Linked DNA regions of Mus musculus: region 1 is linked to region 2. The links are chromatin loops, found by intact Hi-C in ENCODE. Cell type or tissue: gastrocnemius. All regions are shown on one strand. Links, peaks and the distances in the headings refer to the core of each region. The heading gives the core; the rest is flanking DNA. Region 1 overlaps Gtf2ird1 (general transcription factor II I repeat domain-containing 1). Region 2 overlaps Eif4h (eukaryotic translation initiation factor 4H).

Region 1 (16,169 bases), core at 6,203-11,202, 240 kb before region 2:
GTGTTTCATTTCTTAGATACCTGAAATCAGTTCCCTTAAATCCGAAAAGCACATGTCTGTCTGTCTGTCTTCAAGACAGGGTTTCTCTGTGTAGCCCTGGCTGTCCTGGAACTCACTCTGTAGACCAGGCTGGCCTTGAACTCAGAAATCCGCCTGCCTCTGCCTCCCCAGTGCTAGGATTATAGGTGTGAGCCATCAGTGTCCAGCTGGACTCACTTTGTAAACCAGGCAATCCTCAAATTCATAGACATCGTCTGCCTCTGCTGGCACGCCACCCAGCTGCACAGGTCCTCTTTTGGTGTGGGGTAGGGAAATCCTGCTTGAATGTAGCCCAGGCTGGTCTTGCACTCACTATGTAGCCAAGGATGACCTTGACCTCCTGATGACTCTCCTGCCTTAGCTTCCTGAATGCTGGGAACTGAATCCAGGCCTTCATGCAAGTCAAGCGTTCTACCAACTAAGCTATATCTTGGCCCTACCCCACTCCCATTACTTTTTGCTGTTGTTATCTGAGACCCTTGGCCTCCCACAGTGCTTGTGTTACAGACACTGCAGCTTGGCACATCCTGGTTTTTGGTCTCTTTTCTGAGGGGCTCTCCACCTTAGAAGCTGTCATCTTACTCTTTCAAGTCCACCATGTTAGCTTTAAGGAATATGCCTGCATGCACGTACTCGGGCATACACACACAAACACACACAAACACACACACAGGCCTGGCATATGAAATCAGCCAGATGTTTACATGGGACCAACACACCTGGTTTGGGAGCCAGGCTGGGGCTGCTACACTGCCCAATCTCAGGGTGAGGTTCAAGGGCCTGGAATGACTTGGGTCTTTCCTCACCTGAGTGGAACAGGCTCTGCCTCCTGCAGGAAACAGGGGCTACTCTCAAGAGTATTTGTGGTAAGGAGGGTCAGAAAGTTACAGGGGAAAAAAAATATTCTTCTTCCCGCCTACAGCTTGCATACTACCTCCCTTTTATGGCTAGCACGATTGAATACAAGAACTAAGAACAACCACTGCCAAGTTCAAGTTCACTGTGTTGTTTTCCAGCTGGGCCTCAATCCCATGAGCCTCCTGCCTCAGCTTTCCTGGTGCTGGGCGTGTTCCTCCAGAAGTTTTTGTTGTTGTTGTTTAGTTAATTTATTTTGTTTGTGTGCATATATCCACGCATGTGGACCAAGGTAGGCAAAAGACAACTGATAGGGCTTTTATTTTTTGTTTGTGTTTCTCTGTGTTGCCTTGGCTGACCTGGAACTCTGTGGATCAGACTGGCCTTGAACTCTCAGAGGCCCGCCTGCCTCTGCCTTCCCAGCACTGGGATTACAGGCATGTGTCACCAGGCTTGTCTCTCAGACAGAGCCGCACCAAGTAACTCTGGCTATTCTCCAGTTTGCTACACTTGGCTGGCCTGGAACTCACAGCCAGCCACCTACCTCTGCCTCCTGTGTGCTGAATGACATGTGTGCCACCACACTAGACTCAGAGGACAACCTGTGGGGGTTTGTTTCGTCTTATAGACCACGTGGGTCCCAGGGATTAAACTCAGTTTGTCCAGTTTGGAGTCCTGTGCCTCTAGCTGAGCCAAGCCCAGGGTGTTATTTTTCTTTAAGTCTCTCTCCATCTTCCTTCTTTTCCTTCCTTCCTCCCCCCCTTCCTTCCTTCCTTCCTTCCTTCCTTCCTTCCTTCCTTCCTTCCTTCCTTCCTTCCATCCACTTAGTTTGTTTTGAGCCAGAGTCTCAAACACCTCACTACTTGAGTTCAGTATATAAGCCAAAGATGATCTCAAAAGGTGGCCTGATCTTGTCTGGACTGCCGAGTGCTAGGGACTGCAGATGCGTGCCACCATGCTTAGCTCATAATTTGTTCAAACAGCGGCACAGACAGAGACCCCTGCGTCTGCGCCCCTGGGACCCTTCTGACCTGGCTGCCAGGTGTCCTGTTGCAGTCTCCTTGGTCTGGTGGTTTTCCCAGCTTCATGTCCTGTAGTGAGAATTTTGGTTTCTTAAAAAAAAAAAAATGCAGAAATATTGTAAGAATGTGTTTTTATTTTAGTCCCATGTGTGGGAGATGAGACTGCTTCAGACTGTCCATAGTGGTTGACTGTGATTTGTCTAGTGCTCTGGCAGGGGCAATGTTTTGTCAGGTGCGGATGGTTTCTGGTAAGTATGTGATGTTTGAAAATCTGGTGCCTTTTTAGAGGATATAAATGCTAGGGTCCCCGAGAGAGTAGGTTGCTGTTGGTGGGCTCTTGGTTGGTTGCTGTCGATTAAGTAGCCGTGCTCGAAGAAGAAACAAGAGGAAATTAGATATCCTGATGGAGCAAACCTGCCCCCAAGGAAATCTACACTCCTGATCAGCCGGAAGTAGTCTAAAGATATCAGGTCCCTTCCCTGCCCCTGACTTCATTAGATGACTCCCCCACCCCCCCAAATGTTAGGGTGTTGAAAGGGTGGAAGAGGAAGGATAAAAAAGAACCCACAAAGCAGCCAATAGTCTGGCTGTGGTGTTCCTATCCCCACTAATTACCTTGTCACCTAAGCTTTCCTCAACACCCTGCAAAGCCCCGAGTGTCCAGCAATCAGAGTCCCACCTTTGCCCACCCCTACTGTTCTCGTGGGCCGATGTCACACTGACTCAAATGAAGGTGTCGGTTGCTCTTATCGACTTGGGTGGTTTTCAGAGGTTAACTTTGTGTGTGTGTGTGTGTGTGTTTGTATATTTACACCTTTATATCAATGAAGCCCTTCCTCAGGACGCTTACTTTTTTGAGAGAGTCTCTCGTTTGGAACTGGCCAAGCAGGCTAGGCAGGCTGCCCCGCGTATCCACTTGTTTCTCCCTGGGAGCTGGGAGTGTAAGTGGATGCCATCGAGTCTGGTCCTTTTCTCTATGGCTTTGCGGACTTAGCCATCCCAAGTCCCTCTGCTTCATACATTTACGAAAGGGTTTCTGGAATCTTATTGAAAAGTCTGAGGCTCCCTCAACCTCATGGATAGCAGAGCCTCTTTTTTACTTTTCTTTTTTTTTAAATGATCCTGAGAACATGGGGTGCAGGACATGAAATCTCTTGTTTGATCTTTTTTGAGACAGGATTTCTCTGTGTAGCCCTGGCTGTCCTAGAACTCACTCTGTAGATAATGCCTGTCTCTGCCTCTTGAACGCCTGCACTAAAGTCATGGGCCACTATGCCCAGCTAGGACTTGCGATCTTTATTCCATCCAGGGGTAGGGTAGGCTACAGTGGCTCTGGCTGAGTCTCCATAGACTAGGTCAGGGCTTCCCAGACACTTGGCTCCATGACTCCTTTCGGAATAAAGAGAGAAGCATAGCCCCAGATCTGGGCCCAGCAGTGGGGCATCTGCCCAGAGACCTCCCTGCCCCACCCCGGCAGAGGCCAGTGCATCTCAGGAAGACAGAAAGGCAGTCATTACCAGAGCCAAACTGACAGAAAGCACAGGTAATGACTGGGAGGGAGGAAGTGTGACTGACGCTGGGATTGTAGCATCTTTAGACGCCAAGAAAGGACAGTATTATTTTGAGCTCTGAAGACCAAGACCGAGCTAGAAGGGTAGAGAAGGAAGAAGGCAGGGACTGGAGGACTGGGGCCAGGGAAATATTCCTCAGGCCTTGGGGAATAGAATGCAGAAAGGCGGGGAGGTAGTAAGTCAACCTACCTAAAACTGTAGATTGTTAAGGTAGGCTTATCCAAGACTAGAGATAGTAAGTTAACTTATCTATGATCATCCACAGTGAGCTAACTTACCCAAGATTACAGACCCACCTTATCCAAAATTGAAGATCATAGTTAACTTATCTAATAGCACAGCTCAGAAATGGCAAAGTTAGATCCTAAAGGGGCAAAAGAGACTTCCTGTTCTTCTAATGCCTCCTTCCTTGCTCCCTGATTATCAACAGCAACCCTAGACTGGCACCCTGGCCTATGTCAGGTTCCCTGTCCTTACTTTTGAGGTGACAGGAGACAGCGCTGAGAGGCCTTCAGCACCATCAACCGGGCCTTTTGCTACCTAGATGTGGCCAGCAGGCCCGTCCCCTCCACCGCGCATTCCAAACTGGGCCTCAAACAATGCTAGAGACATGGAAAAGCCACTTTCCTCAGGTAAATCACTGTGGGAAAAGTTTAGAACATCGTAAGTTTGCCAGGCAGTGGTGGTGGTGGCGCACGCCTTTAACCCCAGGAGACAGAGAGGCAGGCACATCTCTGAGTTCGAGGCCAGCCTGGCCTACAGGGTGAGGTCCAGGACAGCCAGGGCTACACAGAGAAACCCTGTCTCAACAAACAAACAAACAAACAAACAACCCAACCTCAAAACATAACCCACAAAGCCAAAACACCAAAGGAAAAGAAAGAAAGAAAGTGAGAGAAAGAAAGAGGGAGGGCTGGAGAGATGGCTCCGTGGTTAAGAATACCAGCTGCTCTTCCAGAGGTCCTGAATTCAATTCCCAGCAACCACATGGTGGCTCACAACCATCAGTAATGGGATGTGATTTCACCTGGCATGTAGGCATATCTACTGACAGAACACTCTCTTATTTAAAATAAATACATAAATAAATTTAAAAGAAAAAAATATATATACACAAGTAAAATTTAGCTGCAGGACCACTGGTTGACAGCTGTTGACTTAGCCATGAGCCTCTCACCAGGATAAGCCTGATTCTGCTGGGCAGGCAGGGTGACCTTGCTTAGCAGCTAGCTAGCTACTGTGATCTGTCTTGAGGTAAGTGTGACAATATTTTTACACCGTAAACCTCCTCATTTGCTCCAAAATGTCTAAAAATTGCAGTTTCCGTCTCTGTAAAACACATCTAATTGCCCAAGGTGTAATTCAAGGGTGGGAACCTGAAAGCAACTCCGAGACAAAAGCAGGTGAAAGACAGCGCGAGGATAGCTTAGCCTCCATAAAGCCACGGAGATGTCTGTCCTGGGATGCTTTCCCTTTGGGAATACAATATTATTAAAGAAATTAATATTTTCCCCCTTGCTCTCTGTATGATTGGAGTGAATTCTCACGGGTGGGGTGGGGGTGGGGCCATAACATTTGCCATAACAGTTTCTCAAAAACTGAACTTAACCTGGGAAGGCGATTGTGGGGTGTCCTAGATTAAACTGGGGCTGTTGGGAATGTGGCTGTAGCTCCCTGGGGTGCTCAGGTTTCTGGGCAGCAGGGAGCCAGCACAAAGACCTGCCAGATCTTCAGCTGTAAGATCTAATCCAGGCTGCAGAACCAGCCAGCCCTCTGGGCCTCTGGCTGAGACCTGTCTGGCCTTGATGCTCAAAAGAGCTGAACCCGGCTTGCTGGGGTCACATAGGAAGCTGGCAGCTCTGCTCTACCTGTGGGGACCCTACTTTTCCCTGACAGTGCACTGAAGCTGTACTCTATTATCAGTGAGGCTCCTGATATGTGTCTGTGTGTGCCAAGTGTCTGTGGGAGCTTATGGTGGCTAGAAGTGGGCATCTGATCCTCTGGCACTGGAGTCACGGGCAACTGGGAGCCACCTCTGAGCCATCTCTCAGGTCCCTAGGATTCAGTTTTGAGGCAAGGTCTCTTACAGCCCAGACCAGCCTCAAACTTACTATGTAGCGGAAGCTGGCCTTGAACTACTCCCAGAGGCTGGGAGTGCAGAGGCACATCATTAGATCTGGCAGGGGAGAATGACTGGCTGTTTGAAAGTCATAAGTGGGCAGCCGAGGGAGGAGGATTCTGTCAGGTATTGTGCCGTGGGGACGGTTCTTCCCATCCTCCTTTGCAGCAAGCCACGTAAGAATATTCTCTTTTCTAAGTGACTACCTAACCTCAGCTTGAATGCCTCTAGTGACAGGGAGCTCACTACGTACAAAGCTTCTCCCCTGCCCCAGGCTTCTCAGACCCAGGCTTTCAGATTATTTTCAAACTTTTTTTTTTTAAAACCACCTTCCTCATCAGCCACCCCACCCCTTCTAGATCTTAATCCCCCCTCCCGCCTCCCTGGCTCAGCCCTCTGTAGACCTTCCTAGTTCTGTTTTTGGCTCCAGCTTTACTTTCTGTAGGCCACCTGCCCCAGGTGGAAGCTGGTCACCATAGCTACCACTGGAACATTCAAATCTGACATCATTTGGAAGACAAAGCTCTGAGCCCTGAACATAAAACTTAAACCACATCAAACCTGGTGGAATGGCTCTGTGATCCTAGTTACCAGGTGGGGAAGATTGTAAATTCAAGGCTAGAAGATTGTAAATTCAAGGGCTACTTAGTGACACATTGTCAAAGACAGCCAGAGCTGGGCGGTGATGGCTCACACCCTTTAGTCCCAGCACTTGAGAGGCAGAGGCAGGTGGATCTCTAAGTTCAAAGCCAGTCTGGTCTACAGATCAAGTTCTGTGACAGTCTGGGTTACACACAGAGAAACTCTGTCTCAAATGAAAAAACAAACAACAAAAGACAGACAGACAGACAAACAGAAATAAAGAACTCAAGCTGGCTAGGGATGTAATTCTATTGGTAGAGCACTTGCCTAGCATGTATGAAGCCCTGGGTTTCATCCCCAGCACTGCACAAAATGGCATGGTGCGCACACTTACAAAGCCAGCACTTTGGAAGTAGAGCGGAGGCTGGAGAGTCAAGAGTTCAAGGCCAGCCTGGGATACCTGAGACATTTTGTTTCAAACAACCAAAATGAAACAAACACAAGATCTGGAAGTCCAGTTTGTGGCTGTCTCTTCACTCAGCCTGGCAAATGTCACCTCCCTAGGCTGAGAGAGCTACCCTTGCCTCCAGATGCGAGTCTGGCTTGTCACAGCAGAGAGCGACTTCACCCACCTGCAGGTCACCACTGTGTGAACTTGCAGAGACTAATTTGCACTCATTTTTGGAGGATTTCAACTGTGCACGCTGCTCATGTGTGCATTCAGGCCTTGCCTTCCTCTTCTCTCTCCACAATACTTATTAACCCTTTCCTCAGCATCCACATTGTTCCAGTGATTCCTCTGGGATTATGTTCCCAAGTCTTTCCCCACAGGGACCTTCCAGGCACAAGGGACTGCACCTGGTCCCATCACCTTTCTTTGACATAAACTAACTCAAATGAGACAACACCTCCATCAGAAGACCTGTGGCCATTTTCTTAATTAGTGATTGATGGGGGAGGGCCCAGCCCCACTGTGGGTGGAGCCATGCCCAGCAGGTAGTTGTGAGGTGTATTCAAAAGCAGGCTGAGCCAGCAGGGCGGGTGTGTGTGTAGGGGTTGTAAGGGCAGTAACCAGTGTTCCTCCAGGTTCCTGCCCTGTCTTCCTTCAGTGATGGAGTGTGACCTAGGAATTAAAAGCTGAAACAACCCCTTCCTGCTCTAAGGTGGTTTTGATCATAGTGTTTATCAGAGCAACAGAAACCCTCAGACAAGAGTGGACTAGTTTGACAGAAGATAACACACATCCGAAATCCCAGCGCCAGGAGGTGGAGACAAGGGATCCTAAATTTAAGATGATTCTCAGCAGCCGGGCGTGGTGGCGCACACCTTTAGTCCCAGCATTCGGGATGCAGAGGAAGGCACATTTCTGAGTTCGAGGCCAGCCTGGTCTACAAAGTGAGTTCTAGGACAGCCAGGGCTACACAGAGAAACCCTGTCTCGAAAAACCAAACCAAACCAAACCAAAAACCAAAAACAAACCAAAAACAAAAAACCAGATGATTCTCAGCTAAACTCCACCAAGTTCCAGGTTGGCCTGGTCTACTTCACAAAAAAGAACCTTTTTCTTTTTCAAGGAAGAAACTGGGGGACTGGAGAGATTAAGGGCTCAGAGGTTAAGAGTACCGACTGTTTTTCCAGAGCCCCTGAGTTCAATTCTCAGCAACCACATGGTGGCTCTAATCATCTGTAATGGGATCTGATGCCCTCTTCTGGTGTGTCTGAAGACAGCCACAGTGTACTCGAATACATTAAATACATAAATAGATAAATAAATATTTTTTTAAAAAAGAAGAAACTGGGCTTGGGGTGGGGGTAGAGAGATGGCTCAGTGGTTCAAGAGCGATGGTTGCTCTTGCAAAAGAACAAGGTTCGGTTCCCAGCATTCATTGTGGCTTACAACCACCTACATCTCTAGTTCTCTGGCCTCCACAGACACCAGGCACACATGGTGCGCATAAACACGTGCAGGTGAAACAAACAGATAAAGAATCCCCCCCCCCCCAAAACACAGCAGCAATAACCACAACAGACAAAAGCTGAGTGGGTAAAGTGTTTAGCTTGGAAACATAAGATCTGAGCCCCACATCCTCTGTAAAAGCAGGGCCTGAAGCCAGCCAAGTAGCTCAGATGGTAAAAACACCTTCCTGCCTCTAAGGTTGAAGACCTGGGTGTATACATACACACACACACACACATACACACACTATGTAGTAATTCTTTTTTTTTTTTTAAAGCAAGGCTTAGGGCTGGAGAGATGGCTCAGTGGTTTAGAATGCTCACTGTTCTTTGAGAGGACCTGAGTTCAGTTCTCAGGGCCTGTGCCAGGCAGCTCAAAACTGAAACTCCAGCAGCAGGGGATCTGGTGACATCTTCTGGTCTCTAAAGGAATTGCACTCACAAACAATTCTTTTCCCTACCTCTCCCCCACCCCCTCGATTAAAAGTTATGAACGATAGTGTGAAATTGTAATCCCATCACCAGAGAGGCAGATACAGAAGGATGCCTGGGACTAGTTGGTCAGCCTAGCTTCAGGCCAGTGAGAGATACTATCTTTAAAAAAATAAAATAAAATAAAAATAATAATACATTTAATAGGGCAGCTCCACAGGACCAACATCTAGGGTTGCTCTCTGGCCTCTGTACATAAACACACACACACACACACACATACACACACACAGAGGCACACTCCCCCCACTCACGCACACACTCACTCAAAATTCTAAAACCAGATGCTAGTGGCTCATGACTTTAATCCTAGTACTCTGGAGCCAGAGACAAGCAGATCTCTATAAGTTCAAGACCAGCCTGGTAAACAGAACAAGTTCCAAGAAAGCCAGGGTTACACAGAAAAACCCTGTCTAGAAAAAACATAACGAACATAAGTAAAAAATCCTAATATCAAACCCTATCCATCAAGTAAATAAACCAGTTTAAACTGGGAATTTGTAAAAAAGGGAGGTTACAGATAGGACCATAGGACCCATGTCATTGCACCTAGTGGTCAGGAGGGGGCGACAGAGAGACACTCAGCAGAATCAGATTTAGCACATTAAGGTACAACTTAGCTCCTGCAAGTAGGGAAGTCTTTTCCTTTCAAATCTCAGCCAGGCTAGGCAAATGCTCTGTGACTTCGAGAAATTTCCTTCAACTCTCTTGAGTCTATGTTTCCTCCTGGGAGAAGGTAACCGATCCCAGAGTGGTGGCCCACTACTGTAACTTCAACGCTCTGGAAGCTGAGGCAGAAAGGCCACAAATTTGAGGCCAGTCTGGGATACATATCAGGACGCTGTCCCCAAAACGAGTGCGTTTGGAGGCCAGGGAGAGCCATGGGGGCTGTAGGGGGATTGGCTGACTTATATACTGGGTTCCTACCGAGGCTGGAGGTCTAGCCATACTTCCTGGACCCCAGAGGGACAGGAGCAGAAGCACCCAGCAGTGACATCAGCTTAGATAATCACTTGTGTCAGGGGTGGCAACTGGCTAGGGTCTGACTTTAGGCTATCATCAGCCAGGGTCCAAGAGGCCCATGTTTACAAACTAACTCAAGAGCTGGGGTGGAGGGCAGACAGGCTGAGCTAGGGTCAGTCCCAAAGAAGGGACTTTCTGGATCTCTCATTGGTGGAAAGGCAGCCCTCTGTGTTCACAAGTACTGCCTTGTCCCCAGCTTCCTTCCTGAGGAAGTACTCATTTCCCTCATGGTCTGACTGCCAGCTCTGGTCCAGCCTCTGGTCCCACCCAGGGCTCTCTCCACAGTGGGCACCAGGATCCTAGAGTCCACCCAGTTAGCTGCTGCAGCAGGTAAAAATGAGGCCAGGGGCTTCTTTTGTTTGTTTTGTTTACTTTTTTTTTTCAAGATGGGGTCTTGGGGGCTAAGGATATACTTGATTTGATAGGTTCTTGTCTAGAGTGCATAAAGCCCTGGTTCCAGCCCCAGTACCTCATAAACCAGGCTTGGTGAAATACACGAAATCTTAGCAAGCTTGATTTAGCCATGCCCCCAGCCCCTCACTGGGGGATTCTAGGCAGGGGCTCTACCACTGAGCCACACCCCCAGCCCCTCCCTGGGGGATTCTAGGCAGGGGCTCTACCACTGAGCCACGCCCCCAGCCCCTCACTGGGGGATTCTAGGCAGGGGCTCTACCACTGAGCCACGCCCCCAGCCCCTCACTGGGGGATTCTAGGCAGGGGCTCTACCACTGAGCCACTCACCAGCCTTTCACTGGGGATTCCAGAGGAGCTCTCTAGCTTTTGTTTTTTGAAACAATGTTTCTCTGTGTAGCGCCAGGCTGTCCTAGAATTCATTTTGTAGACAAGCAAACCTCAAATTCTGCCTCCCAGGTGGGCCACTATGCTCAGCTTTTTTTCTTTTGTTCATTTGAGATGGTCTCTCACTGACCTGGAGCTAACTTGCTGAATAGACCAGGCAGGCTGCTCAGTGAGCCCTAGCAATTTGCAAAGCTCCACCTCCTCCAAACAGGATTACAAACTGCACCACAAAGCACAGCTGTGTTTTCTCCCCCCCCCCCATCCCATCCACCCCTACACAGATTTTTTTAAATGTGGGTTCCTGGGATTAAACTCAGGTTCTCTTGTTTGCACAGCAAATACTTTATAGACTATGTTATCTTCCTAGCTCCCCAATGCCTCACATATTACCACCAAGCTCCCTGTACCCTATGACAACATTCAAATACATTTGCCATCAATTTTCCCCATTTCCTGAGTTAGCCAGGTCTCCCGGAGGTCATGGGACTGACTGGGTGAAGCCCGTGGTTCCAATGTTATCTCAACGGGGTCTCTGGGTCTTAAGACCAGGGATTCTGCAGCCTTTCTCCATCAACCGGAGGCAGACGCAAAGGGAGTTGCAGGAACAGCAGGGTAGTACCCTGGTCCTGCGCCTGAGCCAGGCAGGTGTCTCCCATGAAGGTTTTGAATTTCCAGAACTGTGCACAAACCCCCACCCCTAATACCAAGTACCTCCCAAACCCCCAGAAGTACCACTTACCAGGCTTTGGGATAAGTCCTTGGAATGGCCTGGAAGGGAAACAGAAGTGAGCTTCAGGGGAAAGGGATGGGGACGAGGTTACCACCAGGTAGATGATGATACTAGCTTGCCAAGGGATTGGTAACAAAAGCCCAGGGTCCTTTTCAGACACTAGCATTCAATGTTTGACTCTTTGAGAGGTCTCATGGAGCCCAGCCTAGCCTTGAATCCTGATGTTCTAGCCAAGGCTGACTCTGAAAGTCTGCTCCTCCTGCTTCTACCGCCTGAGCGCTGAGGTTACAGGTATGCACCACTACTCCTGGTTTATGAGAGCTGGGGATGGGACTCAGGACTTCGTGTGTCCTAGACACGCCATGAAACCAACCAGGCCACTTCCCTAGCTTTTGTTTTTGTTTTAAAGAAAGGGTCTAATTATGAAGGCTGGGCATAACTTTATGGTTATGAAGGTTAACCCATAACCTTCCTGCCTCTGCTTCCTGTGTGCTGGGATTCGAGGCCTGTTTTGGGATCTGTACCGTGTGAGCATGTGCACGGGGGGTGGGGGAGAGAAGTAGTCTTGTTTATGTGCACACATGCATGCCAAAGGTCGCCTTCCAGAATCTTCCTTCATCAGTCTACTTTTCTTTGTTTCCTTTTTGAGCAAAGGTTTTTTTTCACCAAACACGGAGCAAGTCATTTAGCGCGACTGGCTAGCTGTAGTCCCTCTCCAACACCCCCTACTATAGGAACTTCTGGAGCCAGCTCCCAATCCCAGCCAGGCTAGTCTGAGCTCTTCCTCATCAAATACCTGGTGACCGTGAACTTGATCTTGTCAGCCACAGAGAGAATCCTTTCCAGGTTCTGGGAGCCAAAGGTGCAGGGTTTGCGGAATGGGATCCCGGGGGGTAGGCCTTCAATGATTACCGAGCCTGGGTTGCTTTTGATTCTCTTGTAGGGCACCTGCACTGGGTATTTGATGCCCAGAGCTTCACCTGGATAGGAGAGAGGCAGTTGTACCAGTCAGGAGCAAGAGGCCGAACAGACGGGGCAGGAGGAGTCTGGGGGCTTCTCTCCCAGAGGGCTGAGGATCTTTGTGGAAGATGGGAGAAGTTGTACGTGAACAGGACTTGGAGATCAATAATATGTGTACTGTGCAGAGTTGCTGGTGGGAATCCACGCTGGATGGGCCTCGAATACATGGCTCCTGATACTGGGTTAGGCAATGCTTAATGTTTCTCAGCCTCTCGGCTGTACCGCTGGGCCTCCCAGATGGAAACATAAGCTCTTCCCCGGACTGAGGTATTCAGCTTCAGGGTCAGTCTTAGGAATGTGACCCAGGGAATGAATGGGCGTGCTCTACCCAGCAGGGAAGAAGGTAGGCAAAGGCTGCCAGGGTGCTGACTGGATCCCAGGGGCCACTGTCTACCTGGTCTCAGGTCCCTTCCCCTTTTCCTTTCTCTCCATTTCTTCTGAGACAGGGTCTTATTATGTAGCCTTGGCTGGCTTGGGACTTCCTATGTAGACCAGGCTAGCCTCAAACAGAGATCTACCAGCCTCTGCCTCTTAGTTTTGGGATTAAAGGCATATGCCTAGCTCCTCTATGTACAAAGTCTTTTAATTAATTAATTAACTAATTAATTAATTAAATGTGTATGGGTCTTTGGTCTGCCTGTATGTCTGTGCACCATGTGCATGGCCTGGTGATTTCAGAGTCCAGAAAGGGACACCAGTTCCCCTGAGACAAGAGTTACAAATGGTTGTGAGCCACCAAGCGGATGATGAAAACCAAACGAAGCCAATGCTAATGGCTGAGCTATCTCTCCATCCTCACCAGAATGTCTCTCTTTTTTAAAAAAGAGTTATTTATTTATGTGAGTACACTGTCACTGTCTTCAGACACACCAGAGAGCATCAGATCCCATCAGAGATGGTTGTGAGCCACCGTGTGGTTGCTGGGAGTTGAACTCAGGACCTCCGGGAGAGCAGTCTCTCCAGCCCCTCACCCTCACCAGCAATTCTTAAGTTTTGTTTGAGACAGGGTCTCATGTAGCTCAGGCTGACTTCCAACATACTATGTAGCTGAGGATGGCTTTGAATTCCTTCCTTTCTTCCTTCTTGGTTAAAGGTGTGCACCATTAGGGGCTGGAGAGATGGCTCAGCGGTTAGGAGCACTGCCTGCTCTTCCAGAGGTCTTGAGTTCAATTCCCAGTAGCCACATAATGCCTCACAACCATCTGTAATGGGATCCGATGCCCTCTTCTAGTGTTCTGAAGACAGCTGCAGTGTATGCGTATACAGAAAATAAGTAAATCTCAAAAAAATAAATAAATAAAAATAAAAAAGGGTGTGTGCCACCACCTCCCAGCTGGTTTTGAACAACATCTTCTTCTTCTTCTTCTTCTTCTTCTTCTTCTTCTTCTTCTTCTTCTTCTTCTTCTTCTTCTTCTTCTTCTTCTTCTTCTTCTTCCTCTTCCTCTTCCTCTTCCTCTCCTCCTTCTCCTTCTCCCTTCTCCCTTCTCCCTTCTTCTTCTCCTTTTTGGTTTTTCGAGACAGGGTTTCTCTGTATAGCCCTAGCTGTCCTGGAACTCACTTTGTAGACCAGGCTGGCCTCGAACTCAGAAATGGCCTGCCTCTGTCTCCTGAGTGCTGGGATTAAAGGCGTGCTCCACCATGCCCAACGGTTTTGAACTTCTGATCCACCTGCCTCTATCTCCTGAGTGTCATGACGACAGGTGTCTGCCATCATACCCAGTTTATGTGGTGTCAAGAATGGAGCCCAGGGGGCTGGTGAGATGGCTCAGTGGGTAAGAGCACCTGACTGCTCTCCGAAGGTCTGAAGTTCAAATCCCAGCAACCACATGGTGGCTCACAACCATCTGTAACAAGATCTGACTCCCTCTTCTGGAGTGTCTGAAGACAGCTACAGTGTACTTACATATAATAAATAAATAAATCTTAAAAAAAAATGCATGCATACATACATACATACATAATACATACATAATGTTTAAAAAAAAAAAAAAGAATGGAGCCCAGGGCTCCACACATGCTCAGCAAACAGTTTATCAATGGAGCCACCCCAGCCTCTATTAAAGAGTTTTAAATGACATCTTCATGTGTGTGTGTGAGTGTGTGAGAGTGTGTGTGCGTGAGTGTGTGTGCGCGCGCGCGTGTGCATGAGCACCTGCATGTGCACATCCCGCGGTGCATATAGTAGAGGCAAGAGGGAGAGTGATATTGCAGAAGTTGGCTTTTTCCTTTCACTACGTGGGGTCCAGGAATCGAACTCTGGTCATCAGGCTTGGCACTAAACACCTATACCCTGCGAGCCACCTCATCAGCTAGCATCTACCTAAACACGTTCTCTATTTGTCTCTGAACAAAATCTTACTCTGTAGTTCATGCTGGGCCTGGAACTCAGAACAATCCTTCTATCTCAGCCAAGTGATGAGGTTACAGGAACACAGCACCAACCACATCCCACACGGGGCCTGTTTTCTGTGACCCCCCATGCCCTCAGTGCTTGGCACATAATAGATGCTCAAGAAATACGAGAGAGCTAGTGGGATGACTCGGCGCACCAAGGTGGTTGCCATCAAACCTGGCACATTGAATGTGATTCCCAGGCCCCACATGGTGGAAGGAAGGAAGGAAGCAGCTTCTCATGTCTGTCCACACTATGATGGGGAATGTACGCACCCACACACATGCCTGTCCACAGAATAAATACGTTAAAAAAAACAAGCGAAGAAATACCTAAAATACACATCAACTTCCTTGCCAAGCGTGAAGTTGGCACTGGCAGGAAGCTGCCCACCTCTCCCTCCATCTGACCCCCGCCTGTAACTCACCGTATTTCTTGTTAAACAGGTCTTGGACTTGTTCCCTAAGCGTGTTGGCGATGTCGATCCGCGAGAGTCTGGTGTTGTAATTTTCTGCAAAGTGAATACAATTATGGACAGAGGCTATTACATTAAAAGGCACTTGGTGACTTTTACAGGAAAATGACTTCCTAATTACAGGGAACTCCTTGTCTGGCAATTAGCAGATCTTTGGAGTGGGCCCCTCAGAGTCCTTCAGACCCAGTCTTCATGAGAATCTGTGTGTGTGTGTGTGTCTGTGTTTTGATTTCCTGGAAGGACTCATACTGTTGTGACAACAGCAACAAGACAAAATTAAGCTAATTGTTGACATTTGAAAACTAACAAAGAATAAACCCAGAGGCAAGACACTAGAGGGAGGAGGTTTCTGTGTCCTCAGCCGTGTATGAGTTGGAGTGAAGTCTTCCAAGAACTCGTGAAGACAGAGGGGCAGAATAGGAGTGTCCAACCCACCAGGAGCTATTGATTCTTTAGTGGTACTAGAGACAGAGCCCAGAGCCTTGCAGATCACTTAGAAATACTCTACCACTGAGCCACACCCCCAGCCCCTCCCTGGGGGATTCTAGGCAGGGGCTCTACCACTGAGCCATGCCCTCAGCCCCTCACTGGGGGATTCTAGGCAGGGGCTCTACCACTGAGCCACGCCCCCAGCCCCTCACTGGGGGATTCTAGACAGGGGCTCTACCACTGAGCCACACCCCAGCCCCTCACTGGGGGATTCTAGACAGGGGCTCTTGCTCTGTTGCCATATTTCCTCACAGGGTGGGAAGGACTCTAGGCAAGGGTTCTACCATTCTGAAGTAGTAGGACCACCATGTACTAGCATGTCACAACTGCATCCTTGACCTCTGAGGGGTTACATCCTGTCCTGGCCTTAGGAGAGAATGGGTATGAATGGCAGGAGAAGAGGAAATGACCTCTGGTGTTTCATATGCACTCCTGGTGACATTCTCAGCCTGCTAAGGTCTGGCTGTAAGAATCTACGTAGGGTGAGGAAAGATACACAAGTTCCCCTCCCTGTAGAATGTGGGAGGAGGGAGGGCTGAGGTGACTGGCAGCCAGTCCCAGGATTTGGTTCTATCTCTGTGAGCTCTTCTACCTTCAGCATTGGCC
Region 2 (16,169 bases), core at 6,337-11,336:
CACTCCCTGCCTATGGGACACGTACCTGGACGGGAGCAGTGGACACACAGCCAGGCTGTGGCCCCCAACAGCAGCAGCAATAATCCCGACACCGGCCACAGCAGCTCCAGCTCGGCACTCATGTTGGCTTGGGGAAGAGGCTGTAAGGCTGCAGTGGGGAATCCATAAGCCGGTGGATCCCTGGTGCCGCCCCATCCCACGTGATTGGTTTCTGATCTCTCAGGTCCACAGCTCCGGCAAAGTGAATGGAATGGCCTTCCCTACTCCTGAACTGAACCAACTATGTCTCCCGTGTGACTCTTCTAACTAGCACACTAACTAGCAGTGTACTAGAAGGTTCTGAGAGTACTAGACAGCACCAAGAAATTGTACAAAATCCTAGCCGGGCGTGGTGGCGCACGCCTTTAATCCCAGCACTGGGGAGGCAGAGGCAGGCGGATTTCTGAGTTCCAGGCCAGCCTGGTCTACAAAGTGAGTTCCAGGACAGCCAGGGCTATACAGAGAAACCCTGTCTCGAAAAACCAAAAAAAAAAAAAAAAAAAAAAAAAAGAAATTGTACAAAATCCTAAACATCCGTTCCAATCTGGCCCTGAGAGGCTCCTTGGTTCACAGGTGGAGAAACTGAGGCCGAGAAGCGCCCACAGCGGCTTTGTAAAAAGGGAGGGGTCAGCACTCAGTCCCGACCTTAGCATAGGGGCTTACACCTACAATCCCCTAACTCTCCCAGCCTGAGACAACAGGCTAGCCTGGGCTAAAGACTGAGACCCTGTGTCAAAACAAACAAACAAAAAAACAAACAAACAAAAAACCCACCACCACCACCACCAACAACAACAAAAGTAAGGTGGAGGGGCTGGAGAAAGGGCTCAGCAGTTAAGAGTGCTTGGTGTTATTCCAGAGGATGCCCGTTAGGCAGATCGCAGCTCATGACCACGTGTACACACATAGGCACACGCACGCGCACACACACACTCCTCTACTCATTCTGTTGCTGTGTGCCTATGAACCCATCCTCAGCGGTGCTCTGCTCTGCCCCCAGGAAGACCCAAGAACCCAGATCCTAGCAGCAGTGGAGGCTCACGCCTCCCCATCCCCCCTGCCCTCCCCCCCCCCCCCCCCCCGCCCTTGGGAGGCAGAGGCAGGTGGAGCTCTGAGTTCAAGGCCAGCCTGGTCTACAAAGTAAGTTTCAGAACGGCTAGAACTACACAGAGAAACTGTATTAAACAAAGAAACAATCAAAGAACCAAGATTCTGCCTGTGGTGAGAGCTGGAGGAAGCCAGTCGGTGAGGATTCCTCTCAGAGGATGTAACCCTGAGACTGTATACATCAGGGACAGGTCCCCCGCTGTGGGACAGGACTCAAGGACCTTCAGAATGAGGCTGGTCTTTGGGGCACAGAGAGGGATGTTGAGAGATGTCTGGTGTGAGGAGGCTACAAATCCTCAGTTAGCCCAGGCCACATCCAAGGTAGCGGCTGTCCCAGCCTTGGTGAAGCCCCGCAGTCTGGTGAATGAGTTTTCTAATGGGTTTATGAAACCGACTATTGCAACCATGAGAACACTCAGCTCCCTAGCACGGGCAAGGGAGACAGTTGAGGAAAGCAGTCCTGTGTGAGGCACATGTGGAATGGGAAGGATTAAGTGGCCTCTCTTTCTGCACATGGTCCTACTTCAAACTAGAAAAGGAGTGGCTTAAGCTGGGCGGGGTGGCGGATGCCTTTAATCCCGACAGAGGCAGGCGGATTTCTGAGTTCAAGGCCAGCCTGGTCTATAAAGTGAGTTCCAGGACAGCCAGGTCTATACAGAGAACACCCCCCACACCCCTCAACCCCCCACCTCCCCCGTCTCAAAACCAAAAAAGAAAAGAAAAGGTGTGGCTCAGTGGTGGAGCCCCTGCCTAGAATCCCTCAGTGAGGGGCTGGGGGTGTGGCTCAGTGGTGGAGCCCCTGCCTAGAATCCCCCAGTGAGGGGCTGGGGGCGTGGCTCAGTGGTAGAGCCCCTGCCTAGAATCCCCCAGGGAGGGGCTGGAGGTGTGGCTCAGTGGTAGAGCCCCTGCCTAGAATCCCCCAGGTAGGGGCTGGGGGTGTGGCTCAGTGGTAGAGCCCTGCCTAGAATCCCCCAGGTAGGGGCTGGGGGTGTGGCTCAGTGGTAGAGCCCTGCCTAGAATCCCCCAGGGAGGGGCTGGGACATGGCCTTTGCTTAGGACATTGTCTCTGTCTATCCAAAATCCTCATAAACTGAGCATACGGCTGTGACTCTCTAGCACAGTGGTTCTCAACCTGGGGGTCACGACCCCTCTGGAGGTCATTAGGGGTCAGAAATCCTGCATGTCATATTTATTACAATTCATAACAGTAGCAAAATTATAGTTGTGAAGTAGCAATGAAAATATGGTTGGGAGGTCACCACAACAGGAGGAACTGTATTAAAGGGTCACAGCATTAGAAAGGTTGAGAACCACTGCTCTAGGACCTTAAGAAACAGAGCCAGGAGGACAGGGAAATTCAGACTAGTTCTGGGTAAAGGCACAATCCTATGTATGTATGTATGCATGAATGTATGTATGTATGTATTTATCTATCTATCTATATTTTTTAAGGGAGAGAAGAATGGATGTATATGTAGAGAGAGACAGACAGGAGGAAGAGGAGATGTGAGCGAGTGATAGAAGGTGGGGAAGGGAGAGGAGATTTGGTTCCGATGTCTCACTCCCATACTCCTGTAACTCCAGCACCTGTGAGGCAGAGGCAGATCAGGAGTTCGAGACTCTGTCTCAATGGGGGAAAAACAAGAGCAGAAGGAGATGTGGGCATAACACGTGGAGGAGCAGGCTACATATAACTCAGCCCTTGCCTGCCACCGCCTACTTAGGACCCCAAGAGCAAGCCTGGTATTCTATTTGAGGCTGCAGAAGCTGCCTGCCAAGTGCTGTTTCCTCTCCAAGGGCACCCCATGCCTTCCATCCATCCTCCATCCAAGAGGTCTGGGCTACCAGAGAGTCCATGTGCTTCTAGACCTGTTATCTAGGGGTAAACAGGACCCCAGAAGCCCTCAGGCCCGGGACAGTTGGTCAGGGCATCTGTACCCTCTAACCGGCCACACAGGGGTTTGTCACGAGGCCTGTCATGGAGATGATGAATGTGGCATAGGCTCAGCCGTGTCATAGTCACGGTTCTTAGCCATGTGACACACACACAGGAAGGGACTGTCAGCGGCCTACAGCAAAGACTGAGGGGCTATGTTATTCTGCTTGGTCACATCTAAAGGCACATGTGTGGACTCCCTACTGAGCCCAGCAGGGTCTGAGGGGCTAATGAAGCAGACACACCTGACCAAGTGGAGCAGGCCAGGACTCCTAGGTGATCAAGAGGCTGAAGCAGGAATATTGTGAATTCAAAGGTCAATCCAAAGAGACTCTGCCTCAAACCATAAAGAGGCCTGGGGCATACATTTGCTTAGAGTCTCCCAGGGATGAACTTAGAATCTCCCAGTGAGGGTGTGGCTTAGTGGTAGAGTAACTGCCTAGCATCTCTCAGTATGCGGCTGTGGGCATGACTCAACAGTAGAGCACCTGCCTGCCTAGAATCGCTCAGGAAGGGATATACCCATGTTTAACTAGCAAGGGCAAGGCACTGGGGTTCCATTCCCAGCATGAGGGGGGAAAAGGTGGGGGAGGGGGTGCTGGAGAGATGGCTCAGAGGTCAAGAGCACAGATTGCTCTCCCAGGGGACCTAGATTTGATTCTTTTGACACCCACATGGCAGCTCACAACCATCTATAACTCCAGTTCCCGGGGGACTCCACCCTCTCCCAGCCTTTGTGTGCACCAGGCATGAATGTGGTACACACATGTACATGCAAGGCAAACAATCATTCACATACATTGTGGTTTGGAGACAGGGAGTCACTGTGTAGCTCTGGTGAGTCTGAAACTCACTGTGTAGACCTGGCTGGCCTGGAATTCACAGAGAATGGCCTGCATTTGTCTCCTAGGTGCCGCAATTATAGGCTTGTAGCAGCATGTTCCAACTTACATAAATATTTTAAATTAAAAAAAAAAAGACAGCCGAGTGTTGGTGGCACACGCCTTTAATCCCAGCACTAGCACTTAAGAGGCAGAGGCAGGTGAATTTCTGAGTTCGAGGCCAGCCTGGTCTACAGAGTGAGTTCCAGGACAGCCAGGGCCACACAGAAAAACCCTGTCCTGAAAAACCAAAAACGACAACAACAACAACAAAAAAAACCCATTGCTGGAGGAGGAGGAGGAGAAGGAGGAAGAGAGGGAGGGAGGGAGGGAGGGAGAAAGAGAGAGAGAGAGAGAGCACTTCTTCAATGGTAAGATGCCCACCCCTCACTCACATCCTGTAAGCAAACCTAATGAAACTCATTGGGCCACTACCCTATCCCACTCCCACTGAGAACATAATATATCAGGAGGGGATTAGTTGGGAAGAGAGCAGGGACCAGTGGGAACCGGGAAGGACAAGAGAGGTAATTTGGGGGTGAATATGACCAAGATGCATGTTGTATGGAAGTGTCACAAGCCTCTTAGTATGCATAATGAAAGCATACTGATAAAAAAAGACTGAAAGGGGCCTGGTGAGGTAGCTTGCAGGTGAGAGGTGCTTGCGACCGAGTCTGATGATCTGAATTCATCCCCAGGACCCACACGGTGCTGAGAAGTTATCTCTCAGAAGTTATTCTCTGGCCTACACCGTGCTACATGCACATCCATCCACACATGTGGTAATAAAAGAATGTATTAAAATATTGAAAAAAAAAAGGCAGGTGTGAGTACATGGGGTGCTTCCTGGACAGGGCCTGGGGCTTGCTTCTCAGTTGGGGATCCCTCTGAGCCCAAATGTTTTCTTCCTCCCAAGGAGCAAATGGAGGTTCAGAGAGGCGCATACTGTGCCACAAAGAAACACTGGAAAAGATGGAAACCCAGAGCAGGCCCGGTGAATTCCCTCTATCCTATCTGATGCTCTCTACCCTGAGAGTAGAGGCAGAGGGTGAGGGGAACAGAGGGTAGGGCTGCAGGAGGAATGGCCCAGCAGTCTCAGAAGGCCCCAAGGGGCCAGGCAGGGCTAGCTGTGGGTGTGTGGGGGACCGCCACAGCTCTGTGGCTCCGTGGGCCAAAATAGCTCAAAGGGAAGTGGGCAGTTTTCATATGAGCAAGGCTTGCTTCTGAGGACTGCATCGGAGCTTCTAACCTCAGTGGCCCTTCGTGAGTGATCACTGCGGCAGCTCGTTCTTCGGGGTAAAAAGGCCATGAGGGTCTGTTGGATGAAGTACATGACCCGTCTCACACCAGGGATGGCTTTATTCATGGGGTGCTACTCTGAGGCCTGCAGGCTTAGCTGAATAACATTTCTGTGGTTTGAGCCTTTGCGGCAGGGCCTCACAATGGAGTACTGCCTGGCCTTGAACTTAGGGTCTCCCCACCTCAGCATTCCTAATGCCCTGATGGAGGAGTGTACAGTACCCAGTCTGACCAAATAACTTGGGCCTTCAAATGAGGCGGAGAGAAGACCCTGAAGACACCTACTGGAGGCCAGCGGGCGACTGTTCACGTACATATGTGAGTATGTCTATGTACAGAGGTCTGGCAGGCCTTGTCCCTGGTCAATCTGGGCCACCTGTTCAAAGCCGGAACCAAGGAGCCCACCAACGTTACAAGGATTATCTGTCAGAAAGTACAAGCTGGCTCAGGCCTGGATGGACTTCTGGGGATAGCAACTTCCTCCTGGCTGGAACAGGGCTTGGGCACAGTTCCCCAAAGCATCCAAGTTCCATACACAGGCCTGTGGCATTAGCCAACCCTCAACGGGCGGGAGAATCTCACATCTCTGGCTCTTAGCTGGCCCTCTCCAGTCACTGGTAGTGACAGAACCACCCTAGGGGCTTCTTGGGGGGTCTCAGAGGCTAGGGGTTTGGGAAGCCAATGATAGATAAGTGGGTGCCTGGAGCCCTGCATAGGCTTTCCTTAAGGGCCACAGCACTAGGCCAGGGTGGGAGGTATCAGGTATCTCGGCTTCCGCTCCGTCTATCCCTAAGGGTCTTGTGGGGTGTAGCACAACAGGGGAGCACCCCTGGGAAAGGCTTACCTGAGGGTGAGGGCTCCTCACCATGGCCCCTTCATCTTGTGCCGCACACCTGCCCAAGCTGATGCCAACACCACTGACTCTGGTGAGCAGTGGGCAAGGCAGTTGGCTTCCTGTCACTACTGAATCATCTCCTCTACATCCGCCTCGGCCAGACTACTAGGGTGGTTAATGACAAAGTGGGTGGAGCAGAGACAGAAAAAGATGCAGAGATACAAAGCGAAGTTAAAGCTGGGCATGGTGGTGTGTGCTGTTAAATGCCTGCACTTGGGAAGCAGAAGCAGGCAGAGCTCTGAGTTTGAGGCCAGCCTGGTCTATATAAGCTAGGACAGCTACAGTGAGACCCTGTCTCAAAAAAGACTCCCTGGGTAATGGCACGTTCCACCAAGCTGGACAACTTGGAACCAGAGGAACCAGGGTTCCTATCACCAGGAACCATGAAGTGAGTGTCTAGTTGTCCTCTGATGCATATGTACATACACACAGGCTTATGTGCAGTGTGCATGTGCACACACATGCACATGTATGTGCACACACTCCTGGGGGTGGAGAGGCAATAAAAAAGAAAACAGACATAGGGAAAATGGGAAGTGAGAGATGGGCACAGGCACGGGCAGACTGAAAGCCAAGCACACACAGTACATGCCCACCACAGAGCAAGGTCACATGGAGGAGGGAGGGCTACAGTGATCGACGGGTAGAGAGTCAACCCCAGAGTTCACATGGACACAGACATGGAGAGGACGGAGTTTCGAGGGACATGTACACACTCACGCACGTGCCACAGTCAGACACCAGAGATGGGGACACACACACACAGATGCACAGGTCAGGAGAGGACCAGAAAGACAGAGAGGCAGATATGTAGACGCTGACAACCACAGGTAAGAGGAAGCTAGAATCCTTCCAGCATCCACAGGCATCTGAGAATGGGGATCAGAGAGAGAGATTAGGGCAGTGGAATCCCATAGAACAAATACTAACCGGCAGATAAAAGAGATAAGGGACAGAGGATACAGGGAGAAAGACGGGAATAAAGATGGCAGATGGAACAAAGGACCACTGTGCCAGAGACAGCTGGATAGACAAGCTGCCTCTGTGTGTGGGTGGTGGTAGTGGGTGAATGTAGAGGCCAGAAGTCAGTCTTGGTGTCTTCCACATTTTAGTTTCTTTGAGACCGAGTTTCTGTGTAGCCCTGGCTGTCTTGAGACTCACTCTGTAGAGCAGGCTGGCCTTGAACTCAGATTTATGCAGACTGTGTCATCTACTTTTTAAAAACCAAATTGTCAGCCGGGCGTGGTGGCGCACGCCTTTAATCCCAGCACTCGGGAGGCAGAGGCAAGTGGATTTCTGAGTTAGAGGCCACTATGGTGAGTTCCAGGACAGCTAGGACTATACAGAGAAACCCTGTCTCGAAAAACCAATCCAAACCAACCAAACAAAAAAACCCAAATTGTCTTTATTACATCTATTTCTTTGTACGTTAGTTCTTTTTTGTTTGTTTTGAGACAGGGTTTCTCTCTCTGTGTAGCCCTGGCTGTCCTGGAACTCACTCTGTAGACCAGGCTGGCCTTGAACTCAGAAATCTGCCTGCCTCTGCCTCCCAAGTGCTGGGATTAAAGGCGTGCGCAGGGCTGGTGAGATGGCTCAGTGGGTAAGACCACCTGACTGCTCTTCCAAAGGTCCGGAGTTCAAATCCCAGCAACCACGGTGGCTCACAACCATCGGTAATGAAATCTGACTTCCTATTCTGGAGTGTCTGAAGACAGCTACAGTGTACTTACATATAATAAATAAATAAATATAAAGAGTAAACAGTTAAAAAAAAAAAAAAAAAAGGCGTGCTGGAAACTACCTCTACCACTGAGCCATCTTGCCACCTCCTGGTTGTAATTTTTCTGTGTTTTGGGTTTCACTGTATAGTCCTGGCTGGCCTGGGAACTCACAGATCCTCCTGCTTCTTCCCAAGTGTTGGGACCATACCAAGCTTCCACCTTGACTGTTCCCTTTCACTGGCCAGAGACTCCAGAGACTCACCGAGTTAGTCCAGGCTGGCTGGTCCTGCAAGCTCCAGATAGCCATGTTCCCATGTCCCCAAAGCTAAGAGCACACGTCGTTTGTGCCCAGCTTCATTGAGAGCTGGGGATCCAAGCTCGGGTTCCTCAGGCTTTTGAGAACACTAATAACTGAGCACCCCCTCCACCCCCAGCCAAGGCCATTTCTCAGTTGGGGGTATCACTGCCTGTAGTGGGGAGGAAGGACATAGGCAGGAGGCAATCTGCTGTGAGTTTAGTGCTAGCCTGGGTGTTTCTTCCCCAGTCTGTGCCCCAAGCCTGCTGCTGCCACCCTGTGGTGAAGCAAAGTAGCACAGGCATGGGGACGATCACCAGGAGACTCAGTTGACCATTGAAATCTGTGCTGACCACAGGTAGTGCGGATGCATTCAGTTCATCAGACTTTTTTTTCCCCACGGGGTCAGGTGGGGAGGCAGAGAACCCCTAAGAGGATCATGGTTGGCCTCTTTCCCACTTGCACCTACACAGTAGCTCACAGTAGTCCAACTTCACTCAGTTCTGGAGGGACCCATTCATCTTGGATCCCTGGCACAGTCACTTGTAACCTCAGCCCCGTGCCTGCTTCTGGATTCCTTTTTAGAGATACCCCCCCCCCCCCCACACACACACAACCTACCAACACCAAAACTGGGATGTTGTTCAGTTGGTGCTCGCTTGGGTTCCATTTCTAACACAGCACAGCTAGATATGGAGGCACACCCCTGTAGTGTTCTAATTTTTCATTTTTAGACGGCCTCTTGGCTATGTAGTCCAGGATGGGCCTTGAACTTGCAGACCTCCTGTCTCAGTCCCTGGAATAGCTAGAATTACTGAAGCACTCCAAGTGTCTTGAAAGCATGTATGTCTGTGCAACACTTGTGTGCCTGGTTCTTGGTGGCCAGAGGGCATCAGACCCCTAGAAGTTATACTGCTGTGAGCTACTATGGAGGTAGCTGGAAGGTCAGCAAACGCTTTTTAACAGATGAGCCAGATTTCCAAGCCCTGAACCATGGTCTGTCGTTCTGAGACAGGGCTTCTATGTAGGCCAGGCTGCCTTTGATCCCAGAGATCTGCCTGCCTCTGCCTCCTGAGCACTGGGATTAAAAGACTCACACAGCTTCAGTAGTGAGTTTATTCTTAATTTCAATAGAATGATATGAGACTTCTACCAATCCCAAGGGCCCTTGGTGGTAGTCTGACTCCCTTCAGAGGGACACGCTGGGATAGCCACTGCTCTGCTAATCACTTAGTGCATCTCCCAGGGAATTCAGACTAACTAGGGTCCAACGGAACACTACAGCCACCCATCACAGTAAGCATCTGCTTTTACGAGTTATCCGATGTTTGAGAGCTGAAGATGCATTGGCTGTTTTCCTTGTGAGAAACTTGTGAAAGTCCACTACTTTCTGAGGAGTAAACTGTCTGTTAGGCATGCAGCAAGTCTCCTTAACCGACTAAGCCATTTCACTGTCCTGTCTTCAATTTTGTGGGTCACCTTCATAAGAATACTGCTGCTGCTCTTGAAGACAATCTGGGGTTCAAGTGCTATATACCCACCTGAGAGCTGTTAATTCTAGCTCTGGGAGATCAAATGCCCGACTACTCCATGGGCAGACCATGCACAGGGGGCATTACATGTTTATCAGGCAAAAAGCTCAAGCACACTCAATCTCTGGGCCAGCGAGACCACTCAATGAAATGGAGCATTGGCGGCTCTTGCAGAGGTCTTGGGTTTGATCCCAAGCACCCACAGGACACCAACTCCAGTTCCTTCCTTCAGCATTTGCCAGCCCTAAGTAGCACACATGGATACCCATCATCTTCTATCCATCATGGACATCCAACAATACAAAAGGTCCTGCCCCCAAAGTCATCAATATTCAGACTCTGGATCAACAGAAAGAATCCCAAAGCAAGAACATCACAGAGGGCAGTAGTGCACTTGGGAGGCAGAGGCAGGTGGATTTCTGAGTTCGAGGCCAGCCTGGTCTATACAGAGAAACCCTGTCTCGAGGGGGGCGGGGGAAGAAAAGGGCATCATAGAGGCTGGCATGTGGTGGAGTTGTAGTTTTTATGTAGCAATATAGGTCTTCTGGCCAATTCCCAGGACCAAACAAAACAAAATAGGAAATCCCACAAAAGCAGAGAAACCAGGAGCCAATTGTCTGAACTCATCTACATCACTGATGTACAGTCTAAACACTGAAAAAGATCCTTTCCATTTGGGCACTCTGCTAGGACCACAGAGGTAGTAGTAAACTAACCATGTAAGCTCCTCTCCCATTTTAGAGGCGTGGTCTCACTATGTAGGGGCCACACTATTCTTGAATTCAAGAGCCCCCGACTGTCTGCCTCCTGTATGCTGGGACTGAAGATGTGCCATATGCTCCACACAAACATCTTATGTATAAGGGTGTTTTATCTGCATAGGCACTCATAGGCTCGAATGGTCGCACCCAACCTCCTGGGCTGGAGTTACAAATGCTTGCCAACTGCCATGTAGATGCTGGGAATTGAATCTGGGTTCTCTGGAAGAGAAACTGGTGCCCTCAACTACTGAACCATCTCTAGCTTCTCGAAGCCCTCCTCTTACCAGAGCTCATACATGTGGCTAGACTGGCTGGCAAGCAAGTCCAGGTATCTTTCTGTCTCCATTTCCCGGGTGCTGGGATTATGGGTACACATGACGTTTTACATGGATGCTGGAAATGCTTACACAGTAAACACATGTCCTAGTGCCGAGATGACTAGCCTACCTCCAGTTTCTTCTTTAGAGGTTCCAAGATCAGGATTCTGCAAACTAGGTCACACAACATACTCAGTGGCAGTGTGCGCAGCAGGACCATGGTCAACACGCCAGCCTAACTCCTTGTAAATGCTTCTCTGTAGCACCCCAAGGTTCACAGCTCCCAAGTGGCCAGAAAGACAAGCATAAGTGTTATGTAAGGTTCTCTTTTATTTAAAAGATCATTCACAAAATACCATATCCATAGACTCACTTTCTGTCATAGAACTGAATGTGTTAAGTGTTTGGAATTCCATTCTTACAGTCAGCTGGGTGCCCAGCAATGTGGATGGACGGGCCTGTCTTTTCCGCATTGGAGATGGATTACATCATCTGAAAGCATCAGCTTTGATTACAACCACGCAATGCATGTCTGTCTTAAGTTAGGTATTGGTGTTACACAAATGGTTCTTATCTCAGAAGCAGAGAAGATGGCAGGCGAGGGAAGGAGTGAGAGTTCTGTAAATTGCCGAGACCTTGCAACAAAGACAATCCCGAGCCAAGGGGTAGGCTGGCAGGAAGCTGCTGGCTACCAAGCAAGCTGCACACCTCTCAGCCCCTTTCCCCAAGGCTCTAGTGGCTGGCTGACCCCTACTGCTCCAATTGGAGCAGACGGAGACTGGGTGCCAATCCTTTTCCATTGTTCACACACAACTGTTCAAGCCAAAAGCCAAACCTGGTTGATCCCCTTTGCTCTCTCTCAAGTGAGTGCTCCATACTGTCTGCGGGAGCAGGGGTCTGCCCCACAGAGGAAGCAGCACACCTAGAGGTTTCTAGACACCTAGGTACTGAGGGTCTCAACAGCTGGGTAACTGATCAGAGAAAGTGCCAGACTCTAGGCCTTGAGCTGTGGTGGCGAGCAGCCTCTTGGGCTAAGCGCCCTGGATCAGACAGACACAAGGGAAAGAGCGCAGACTCAGTGCAAAGCACAGCTGCCCGGTGCAGCTCCAGCACCACCCCTGCTTCCTACAGGCCTCAGCTGCAGGAAGCGGATTGAGCTGCAGCGGGTTGCACCCCCAAGCGGCCTCCATGGCCCAGGAAGAGCAGGGAATGAGCTTCCACTTGGTCTTAAGAGCGAGCAGGAGCAAAGCCACATGGCCACTGCCACCCAGGTCGCCACCAGTGCAGAAGGTCCAGACTCCCCTGCACCCATCTGGCCTCACTGTCTGACAGGAGCCTGCTACGGCTGATCAGGCTGCTGGGGCGGGTGATAGACCCCAAACACAGCAGCCTCTCAGGAGCAGCAGGCAGTTTCTTTGTTCTACCCCAAGGTGCATCAATTCTGCATGCTCATCCCAGCTGGACACCAACAAGTCACCACCAGCCACCTAGCTAGTGGCTCTAGCTCTTTCCCAGAAGCCACAGCAACACAGAACTCGACATGCAGGTTGGAGAGAAGCTCTGAGAAAAAGCAGAGGACAGCACGCCCGGAGTGTGGCCAGGGCGTGTAAAGGAAAGAAAGAAAGCAAAGGATGAAGCACCTCAGCCCACCTTCCACACGTGACCAACATCCACACCACGTGGGAAGGGCGGGGAGAGGGCAGGAGTGAGAGGGGAGAGAAAGAAAACAGAAAGAAAGCACAAAACAGGCACTAGATAGATATAGCAAAGCCAAGAATGTACTAGAAACCACTTGTTAACAGCTGACATGCACTCACAAGCTCTGTGTTTCCGCTGTAAGGAGGACAGTGCCAGGCGGGAATGGGGCCTGTAGGGCGACCGGCTGCCACCAGGCCGTGGTCTTGCTCCAGCTCCCCCACGCCCCATTCCCTCCCAACCTAAGCTCATTCTTGCTCCTTCTGAACCACTTCCTCTCTGGGCCTGGCTCCCCCAAAGATGGCTGAGTTGGGGTTGGCTACTTGATTGAGGGGCGTTGCCACTGTCCGAGGTTTAAGCTGCAGCCGAGGTCTCTGTGCTCGTTCCTCTGCAGACAGAAAATAACATGGATTATGTAAAACGGGCTCTGTGCCTTTGTGACAGGGCTTCACTTAGCCCAGCCTGGCCTCAAACTTGTTATGTAGCCCAGGCTAACACTGAACTCTGGATCCTCCTGCCTTTGCCCATCTCTCTCCAAGTGCCAAGATTATGAGCCATTATGATAAGACCTATCTAATTTCAAAATTGCCTTACAAATTTGATGACTGACAATCAGACTAAGATCAATGCAGGGCAAAAAGGAAGGTTTAAAGGGAGCAGACAGTGAGTCCCAAGGATGCTGCCATACCTTCTGTGGGTTCTCTGAAGTCCATGTTGGAGCCACGCAGAGGAGGGCCATCTCGAAAGCGACTCCCCATTGGAGGGCCTGCTCGCCGGTCCCCAGGGCGACTGCCCCCCCTACCCCCTAAGAAGTCATCCCTGTAGCCTAGGAAAGAAGACAGAGTCAAAAACTGTTTACACTGTCACATCAACAGAGATGCACAATGCTCTACAAATTGATTCTTCAATGTCATGTTTGTCTAGTATCTGGAAACTTTCCAAAAGTAAAGCGTACAAAACCCCCTGCATTTGCTGGGTGAGAACACATTTGGGATGGGAGCCAGGCCTTATGCCAGGGAAGCAATCTGTTAAGCCATGCCCAGCCTCTCACTGGGGAATTCAAGGCAACTATTCCATTTGTCTCTGCTGTGGCGTGGACCACACAATATCAATCAGAGAGAGTACCCAAGAATGTAGGCACCTTGCACCCACATATAAACTGCAGCTTACTCAAGAGATGCTGAATTCTGAGAAAAAAGGCTTTTCTCAGAGGCAGGATTGCTGCCAGGTTTGAGGCCAGCCAAGATCACATAGGAAGCCTGCATTAAAAACTAAAAATGGTGGTGGTGGCCAGACCAAAGCCTGTTATTCTCAGGACTTGAGTTCAGTTCCCAGTGCCCACACCACACACCAGTGGCTCACGACTGTCACCTCCAGCTCCAGGGATAAAGATGGTCTTCACGAGCTCACATGTGGTATCATGAGCTTATAATCCCATACCTGGGAGACAAGGGCTCTAGGTCCTCGGGCTTGCTGGCCAGCCAGTTAAACTCAGGCCAGTGAGACCCAGTGTCAAAAGTAAACCAAGAGGTGGCTCAGCAAGGAAAGGTGCTTGCTGCCAAGCCTGCCAACCTGACTGCAGTGCCTGTTTTCCACACAGTGCAAGGAGACTTCCTCTGAAAACTGTCACCTTACACACACACACACACACACACACACACACACACACACACACACACGCACACACACACACACACACAGAGGTTTGTGTGTATAGGGGAAGTGCCAAAAGCTTTAATCCCAGTGCTCAGGAGGAAGATGAACTGTGTTTGGGGGCCCAGGAACGCATTCAGACAAATGTCTGCAGCCTTTATTGTGTCCCTTTTACTCCTAACTTACTGCTTTCCATCCTCTGAGCACTGGGATATAGTTAATGGGTCATTTTAAGATGCCCTCTCTGACACTTGAGGGAGCTGAGCACACAAGCGGTACACAGATGCATAGCAGACAAACACCCCCACACCTAACCCATAAGGACAATGGGAAGGGCACGAAGGAGGAGACAAACTCATTTATGGACTTCTAGGAAGCATACCATGAAAACCCCGATTTCTCTTTGCAAAGTTAAGGTTAGCACACTGGCTGACTGGCTGACGTTTCTGGTAGAGGTGTGTGTGGTGCAGGACTTAGGGCCTCTCCTCATACGAGCTGCTGCTGAGCTACCTACTCCCCACTCCACTGGCACATTTTCATCTACTTTCTTCTTTGTATTTCCCTTTATTAAAAAAATTATTCAGCTGGGCGTGGTGGCACACACCTTTAATCCCAGCACTGGGGAGGCAGAGGCAGGTAGATTTCTGAGTTCGAGGTCACCCTGGTCTACAGAGTGAGTTCCAGGACAGCCAGGGCTACACAGAGAAACCCTGTTTCGAAAAAACAAAAACAAACAAACAAAAAAACTTCTTTAGAATACTGTCAAAATACTTAAATCCACATGTGTTTTGGAGGGCAACACCCCTGGCAGCCGACTCTGAGACCCAAGTGTGGTAAGACAAGGGCTCCCTCTGCATTCTTGGCCGAAACAAGGCATCTTGGGAAGGCAGTGGCCCTAGAACTGGCTATCTCCAGGACCTGAGGCCCTAACACCCCAGGAGCTGCTTCCTTGCCTGGGCTGGCTCTGAGACACATGCTTCCAGAGACCAGTGTATACATAAAATTATAGACTCACTGTGTGCTACTGTACTTTCATGAATAAGTTCATTTCTGGTTGCTAGAGGACTTGGCATTTGCATGCCTGTGCCCCTCATCTCTACTGATGCAGACATCCTCTGAACACCCTGGGTTGGCTGAAGAGGGGATGCTAAAGCAGAGCCTATCTACCCTGAAGTGAAGGAACCAGAGCTCCACGCCCTTCAAGAGGAATACCAGCCGCCAGGGTCCACACCACTGAGGGACCTGGGCACTCCTGGAGCCTCTTTGCTGTGTTACTTCTACAAACACTTCTAATTCTTTCTGTACCACATATGAAACACAAGAGTTGTCCTAGCTACAGCCCCAGCAACAGGCTCAGGGGAAAGCAGGAAGAGGGGCCTGGCCGGCCTCTCTACCAATCCTGAAGCGAAGCGTATGGCTGGAGACCTTGTGGAGAGTCTCACTGGTGGAAGGAATTCAAAGCCTGTCTAGGTTGAACATCCTGAGAAACAAGGGACGAGGGAAGAGTGGAATGTTAAATACTGATACCAGAGTTGAAGTCATCCCGGGAATCCCATCCACCTCTAGATTCTCGAGAGCCACCCATTCCTGAGGATACACACACACAAAGAGATCAAGTTGAGGGCTGTGCTCATTACTCTGTTTTCATGACACAAGCGTAATAATTTAACAAGAGGGAACCTTGATTGAGAACCTGGCCTGACTAATGTGTCCCCTGTGAGCACATCTAAGGGAACATTCTCTTGAGGGCCCAGGAAACAGTGTGTAAGTAATGCCACCTGAGGGCAGGCGAGCCTGGGCTGTCTAAGGAAGCGGACTGAGCATGTCGGCCAGGGAGCAGCATTCCCCGGTCAGTGTCCTCTGCCTCAGATCCTGCCTTAGCCTCCTTCCCTAGATGATGGACTGTAGCTCTCTTCCTCAAGATGCCTTTCCTCACACACAGCAAGAGACCCCTATCTAGGACGAGGCCATGTTGTTGTCTGTGCTGGACACTTTCATGTCAACAAGTCAGAGTCACGAGAGGAGGGAACCTCAACTA

What was found. Peaks named below come from ENCODE experiments on the same cell type or tissue, not always from the same donor. Only the 100,000 strongest peaks of a DNase experiment are listed, where the experiment ranks them.
Region 1: a loop joins it to region 2, with 2.2 times the contacts of the local background. A loop is called at or near these places in 2 of 42 quality-filtered maps.

Annotation. Positions count from the first base shown.
Region 1 is chr5:134,364,911-134,381,079 of GRCm38, forward strand. Gtf2ird1 (general transcription factor II I repeat domain-containing 1) reads right to left here. Exons shown (of 30, transcript NM_001081464.2): 20 at 15,027-15,110; 21 at 11,984-12,167; 22 at 11,197-11,225. Among named protein-coding and RNA genes, the nearest start is that of Gm46925, 24 kb to the left of the region's middle. In gastrocnemius, for the core only: CTCF peaks have their summits at 8,574 (motif pointing left) and 9,194 (motif pointing right); a DNase peak (open chromatin) is centred at 9,215; H3K4me3 peaks cover 517 bases; H3K27ac peaks cover 1,427 bases.
Region 2 is chr5:134,608,783-134,624,951 of GRCm38, forward strand. It overlaps Eif4h (eukaryotic translation initiation factor 4H), which reads right to left. Exons shown (of 7, transcript NM_033561.2): 5 at 15,659-15,718; 6 at 13,167-13,304; 7 at 11,090-12,866. The coding sequence ends at 12,727. It overlaps Lat2 (linker for activation of T cells family, member 2), which reads right to left and starts at 6,243. Exons shown (of 13, transcript NM_020044.3): 1 at 6,107-6,243; 2 at 26-148. The coding sequence starts at 122. In gastrocnemius, for the core only: a CTCF peak has its summit at 8,451 (motif pointing left); a DNase peak (open chromatin) is centred at 8,450.